Linked DNA regions of Mus musculus: region 2 is linked to region 1. Evidence: chromatin contacts called from ENCODE Hi-C or POLR2A ChIA-PET data. All regions are on one chromosome and are shown on one strand. The core of a region is the stretch at or near the end of the contact, and the rest is flanking DNA. Distances in the headings are between cores, read along the strand shown.

Region 1 (2,926 bases), core at 163-2,662:
GTAGAGAGAGGGTAGGAGGGGGTAAGAAGCTTGGAAGACTGCTCCCTACTTTGTGGGAGGCAGCTTTGAGAAAAAAAAAAAAAAAAAATGCTAGCAGGGTTTGTGAAGTTCAAAGCAGTAGGAAAGTGCCAGATGGCTTTGGCCTGGAAGAACGCTGGATGGCATCAATCCAGTCTATTTGGGTTTTCAACGCTAAAAACAAAATCTCTAATCTAGCATTTACCACCTCCTTAAACCTATGTGGCATTTACGACGGGTGAGCTTTTCTAAGAAATTAAGAGGACCAGCCGGGTGTGGTGGCGCACGTCTTTAATCCCAGCACTCGGGAGGCAGAGGCAGGCGGATTTCTGAGTTCGAGGCCAGCCTGGTCTACAAAGTGAGCTCCAGGACAGCCAGGGCTATACAGAGAAACCCTGTCTCGAAAAACCAAAAAAAAAAAAAAAAAGACCAAAGAGGCATATTCCCTGCCAAAGAAAAAGCTCCAAAAAAAGCACCCCTACCTTTCTTAAGGCAGTCCCTTCGATTTCTGGTTTAGCTTTCCTATTAAGGAAAGGGGCAGGCACCGCATAAATGCCCAATGAAATACCTCAACACTGATAAAGCACCAACTAGTCGCGCTCCATTTATGAAACATCTACTAAGAGGTGGTAGGTGGGCAAAGCAGGATATACACCAGATATCTCCAATAGGAAACAGTCCTAATGATCTGGCAAATGGTTAACATCACGTGACCAGCGCTTTCAGAAAGTAAGTCTCCCTGGAAGACAGGGGAGTATAGGATGTTGAGACAGACGTCTTGACAGCTGCCTAGGCCAGGCCTGATTGGCCATCACTGGTATGCCAGCCCAGGGTTATGCTAAGGAAGGAAGCCAGGGAAAGCAATGCTCCCATCAAGCCAGAAACCACATCTACAGGATGCCAGAGTTACTAGCTGCAAAGCCTTGGGCATTTAAAAGCATGAGTCAAGTTCACATCCTGCGACAGGATAGCAAAGACTTACAATCAATCTAAGAACGATAATATAAGTTCAATATAAGTTCCCACAAGCAGGGGAGTCTCTTTTCAGGGCCATCCAGGTCTACGCTGAGTTAAAACCACATGCTGTATTTGTTAAGCTCAGACTAGGACGTCTGTTGTTTGTCCCCCAAGCCGGCTGGGTCCACACTAACACTACCGCAGGGATCCACAAGCCCCGCAGGCCCGGCCCGCCCCGCCGCGTACCCCGAGCCCGCAGCTCCAGCCGCGCCACGCCGCCCCGCCAAGATCCTCCCGCTCGCCACCAGCCGCCTCCCCACCGAAGCCGCGCGGCGCCAGGACATAGCCAAAGGTCCCCGGCAGCCTCCGGGAGAGCAGCAGGCGATCGCGACCACGACGATGGAAGCCCGCCCCTCCGGCGGCCTCGCTCCGCCCCATCGGGCTGTCCGCGCCGCCGCCGGGCTCGCCGCGCTTCCTGGCTCCCCCGTCTCCGCGCGCCCACGCGCCCGCGTGCCCGCGAGCCTGCAGGTTCGCATCCTCGGCGGTAGAGCGAGGCACTCACCTGCCTGCCGAGTTCTTCCGATCTCTACCGAGTTCTCCCGAGCTCCTCACGCCCGCATTCAGGATTAAGAAAGAGGCTTAGGGAGAGCCACAAGAAAAATTACTCGAGGCAGGGTGGTGGCCCGGTGTTTACCTGAGGGTGGTAGGTAGGTCAGTCACCACCTCTGGTCAGACAGGTTTAGGATGTGAAAGATGGACCGGACCGGAATGTCATCTTAAGATTAATTTATTGATCCGGAGTCCATAGGCAGGTTGAATTGTACTCAGAAAGTGAAAAACACAGGCGGTCCAATGTTTAACGTTCTTTCCGAAGAAAGCAAGGTGGTGTTTTTAAAATAAACTGAAATTAGGAAACGAATTAGCCCAGAGACAGTTCATCATGGCTTTAACAGCCATGGCTGCCGCAGCTCCTAATGACAAACCTATCCAAGCCTCTCAGTGACGGTAATAATAGCCCTTTGTACGTGTTTTCATAAGTTCAGGGGGATCCGCCCTTAGCTCTATACACTGAGGATACTGAAACTGAAAGCCAAGGTCTAATGGTGTATCTAAAACTATGAACAATCGTTGAAACTATCCATACCTTTTTTTTTTTTTTTTTTTTTTTAGTTTTTCGAGACAGGGTTTCTCTGTATAGTCCTGGCTGTCCTGGAACTCACTTTGTAGAGCAGGCTGGCCTCGAACTCAGAAATCCGCCTGCCTCTGCCTCCCCAGTGCTGGGATTAAAGGCGTGCGCCACCACGCCCGGCTTATCCATACCTTTCTTGAGCCTCCATGCTGAACCCAAACTTAAGATTCATGTTGCCAAGGTACAAAATTAGAACTTCTGTTTATGGTTGCTCTTTTTTTACTTCCCTTGGTCTGTATATCATCAAATCATAAAAGATTTTCATAATCATCAAGTTAATTGCAAAAACAAATCTCCCAGGGGCATAACATGTTTTTTTTTTCATAAAGCCCAAATTTACTTTGAAAATCAAAGTTTGCTATATAAAATAATTTTACCAAGAGATAGCGACTTAGGAAAGTTACTGTGGCTTTTGTTGTTTGTTTTGAAGTAGAACTTTTGAAGAACAATTTACCTCTGGCTCAATTAAGGGAAACAATGTAAACCCCTCCCTCTTTCTAGAGATACATTGTTTATCCCCATGCGTCTCAATTTTACAATCCTCCAGCACCATCTCTTAAATGCTGGGATACCATTCACTACCATGTCTTCTGCGCAATTTAATTTTAATATACTGTAAATGAGATTTGTAGTGAGCAGTTGCTCTTTTAAAAAACATCAGCATGCAAGTACTAACAACATTATGCCTGAGATAAGCATCATGCATTGAGCTAGACTGATACTTTCCGACTTAGCTTGTTTCCTGAGATAGCTATAAGAAGA
Region 2 (2,926 bases), core at 169-2,668, 37 kb before region 1:
ATTGACTCTCAGTTCTTCAGACCAGCATTCCGATTATTCACATTAAAATTTCCAACTCCGTAACTGTATGCCCGAAGTACAGTTGAACATATGTTACGCAATGCTCGAAATATTCAGCCATGTACAGTACACAAAATCTACATTAAGGTTTGCTATATTTTGGGTACACATTTTAACAAAACAGTTAAAAACAATATCTTAGAAAAAATCAAAATGAAAATGGAGGGAAAAAAAAACTCCCCCAAAACGTTGGGAACACGAGGAAGGATAAACTGTCCTATTGGTTGAGTAGTACGGAAGGAAATAAAGTCAGAGAGAAATTCAGAGCTAAGCATGTGGCCTCTGAGCAAAAGCACTACCTCGAGAAAACTCAACTTCACAGGAAGTCAAAAAAGGAGGGAGTAAAAGAATTGCGGGAAGTAGAGTGCAGACCCGCGTAGACGGTTATCTGTGGAGGTCCGGAAGAGGTGCCCACATACGAAAGGTGAAAGTTCTGCTTTTGGGAAACTAGAATCTCGAGTTTCTGGGCGGCTGGAGCCTCAGACACCACCCGGGGAAACACACGCCCTAGACCGGCTGCTCCGCAGGACCGACAGCCTGAGCGATGCACCTGACCACACTGGAGACAGGGAGGCTCCGCAGGGAAGGGACAGTGGAAAGGACAAGAGAAGCGCGGAGGAGATGATGAGGGAGGGAGACAGGGAAGGAGGACGCTCGAGGCAATTCAAGTGTCCGAGTCCCAAGTCCGGAGAACACAGCAGTGCACAGGCAGAGGGACTCCTTCCCCTCGTGGTGTGGCTCCCAAGATCACTGCGGAGACGCGGCCGCCCCGGGCCGAGGACGCGGCAGAAGCCCTACTTTCCACACACGCCGACTCCAGTCCCTGAAGTCACTTCTCCGACGCCGGGCGTCGGTGGCGGCAGGTGACCGCCTGGCCCAACGCGGGCCTCCTCCCGGAACCCCCGGCCCAGGACGGTCCCCCTGGTGCTCACCGAATCCTTTAATGAGCTCGGTGAAGACCCCGGGGTCGCTTTCCATGAGACACCACTCCCCGGCATTGCTCGACATGGTCCCCGACCACACACACACCGCCCCGCTTCCACCTCGCGCTCTCCGGAGCCCCGCAGCACAAGCTGCCACCGGCCGCAGACCTCAGCAAAACCCGCCGCCGAGCGTCAACCCCACGTCACCCCGCCTACTTCCCGACAGCCTCCGGGCGCCGTCACCTGCCGCGCGCCGGAGCACAGAAGGACGCTCTAGCCACCCGGGAGACGTCGAAACGCCTCTCCTGCCTCTCAGGATCCGTAGCGCCCTCTGCCGGGCCGGAGAAGTAGCGGGGCCTCGGAGCGCCGGAGGGAGGCACATCCGGGACCCTTGGCACCCCAGAGCTGGGGCGGGGCGATGGAAGGGGCGGGGCTCGAGACGGGGCGGGGCGGGGCTCGCTCCGACCCGAACCTGGAGCTGTCCTCGCCCTTTCGGGCCGCCTCCTATTCCTGGTGCGACGCAGGCTTTCTGTAGGCGCCGCGGGTCCTGAGCATCACCTTCCAGGTAAAGGTGGGTCACTGCAGGCCTGCTGCGGGCCGGGGAACCGCGTTTTGGGCAGTCCCAGCGATCCTGGGCACTTGAGGGCTGGCCGGTGCGCACTCTCTTCCAGCCGCATCCCAGCGTCAGAGGCCAGGCAAAGCCTTCGCCGCCTCTGTGCTCCGGCACCCGCCGGAGGAGAGCATGGACCGACTTCGCATCTGAACATTTCGAACCTGGCCTAGTTGCTCCGGGAGGATGGAATCTTGGGGAACTCAGGTCAACTCTCCCACTTGCAAAGCTCCTGGCGAGCGAACGTGCCAAGGCCCCTTTTCACTCTTTTCTCTCTTCCTGCGGCTTTGGCATAGAGGCGTTGTCTCGGATACCGGTTTGGGAAGGAGCTTTGTGGGAAGACCGAAAGGAAATTATCTTAGAGGAATAATAATCAAGGAAGGGAGAAAGATTTCTCGTCCAAGGGATGAGAGACTCATGTATCGGGATGAAGTGCCTTACGGAAAAATGCGCACCATCCCTCTCCCGCCACCCCTCCCCCCTTAATAGTGCATTATTTTAAAAACACTTGAAATGGTTTTGATGAATAGAACAAAAAATAGCTATTTGTAATTAATACTTATCATTCTTCGGAGGTGGTTTTATTCATCATTTCATAAAAGTATGTTCCAAGGAAGGCTTTTGGCTTCCACAGGAAAAATTTTTGCTCAGAGCATCCTACCATGGTGACATCTTGCCACAGTTCCTCAATACTTTTCATTGCATCGCCCTTAATGGAGTTGATATTTTCATTACCTTTGTGTATGGCATATCCATTTGAACCTGGGATCCTGGCTTTGTAAAGTATTATAGCTTCATTACTGTAAAATTAGCCTTGGCTTTTATTTTTAAAGAAACTGCGTATTTGCTTGACTTCTCAGGGTGAAAAAAAAAAAGTTAGCCTTTCCAAATTACATGAAATATTGGCTTAATGTTTGTGTAAATTGAAGGAAAACATGGTAATCTTTGTACTAGTAATGGTACGACGTATATAGATTGTAGTCCAGAAGATCTTGAAGCAGAAGTGTTATTACATCAGTGTCTTGCTATCTGGTTTACATTCTGCATTAAGAGAATGGACAACATATGGATCAACACATCACTGCTTGGCCTTATGTCGAAGAACAAGTGTAAAATGCTCCAAATGTTGCCATAGTTCTAACAGTTAAAGGCTCTAAAGCTTTAATTTATAGAGATGTTAGAAAACTTCAAGTGGTATAAATTCGGGAGACTGTTGTTGTGTTTAAAGAGGTCAGAACAACTCAAAGAAGAATTCACTTGATTGGTTTTGACTTAGGCTTATAGCACTTGACTCCATAGGACTAGACTACCAGAAAACCAGACTTTGATTTGC

Evidence for each region. A loop is a pair of places that touch in the nucleus more often than their neighbours do. ChIA-PET counts read pairs that join two places held with the same protein, here RNA polymerase II (POLR2A).
Region 2: a map of gastrocnemius shows a loop between it and region 1 (4-fold over the local background). The contact joins the promoter of Ro60 here to the promoter of Glrx2 in region 1. A Hi-C loop is called at or near these places in 5 of 37 maps with a recorded cell type or tissue (gastrocnemius, heart and mouse embryonic stem cell). POLR2A ChIA-PET finds 5 or more read pairs at or near these places in 4 of 5 experiments (Patski and embryonic stem cell).

The regions. Positions count from the first base shown.
Region 1 is chr1:143,738,054-143,740,979 of GRCm38, reverse strand. It overlaps Glrx2 (glutaredoxin 2 (thioltransferase)), which reads right to left and starts at 1,412. Exons shown (of 4, transcript NM_001038592.1): 1 at 1,222-1,412. The coding sequence starts at 1,319. It overlaps Gm46161 (a long non-coding RNA gene), which reads left to right and starts at 1,814. Exons shown (of 2, transcript XR_001779472.2): 1 at 1,814-1,980.
Region 2 is chr1:143,775,543-143,778,468 of GRCm38, reverse strand. It overlaps Ro60 (Ro60, Y RNA binding protein), which reads left to right and starts at 1,418. Exons shown (of 9, transcript NM_013835.2): 1 at 1,418-1,548. Uchl5 (ubiquitin carboxyl-terminal esterase L5) reads right to left here and starts at 1,191. Exons shown (of 11, transcript NM_019562.2): 1 at 993-1,191. The coding sequence starts at 1,068.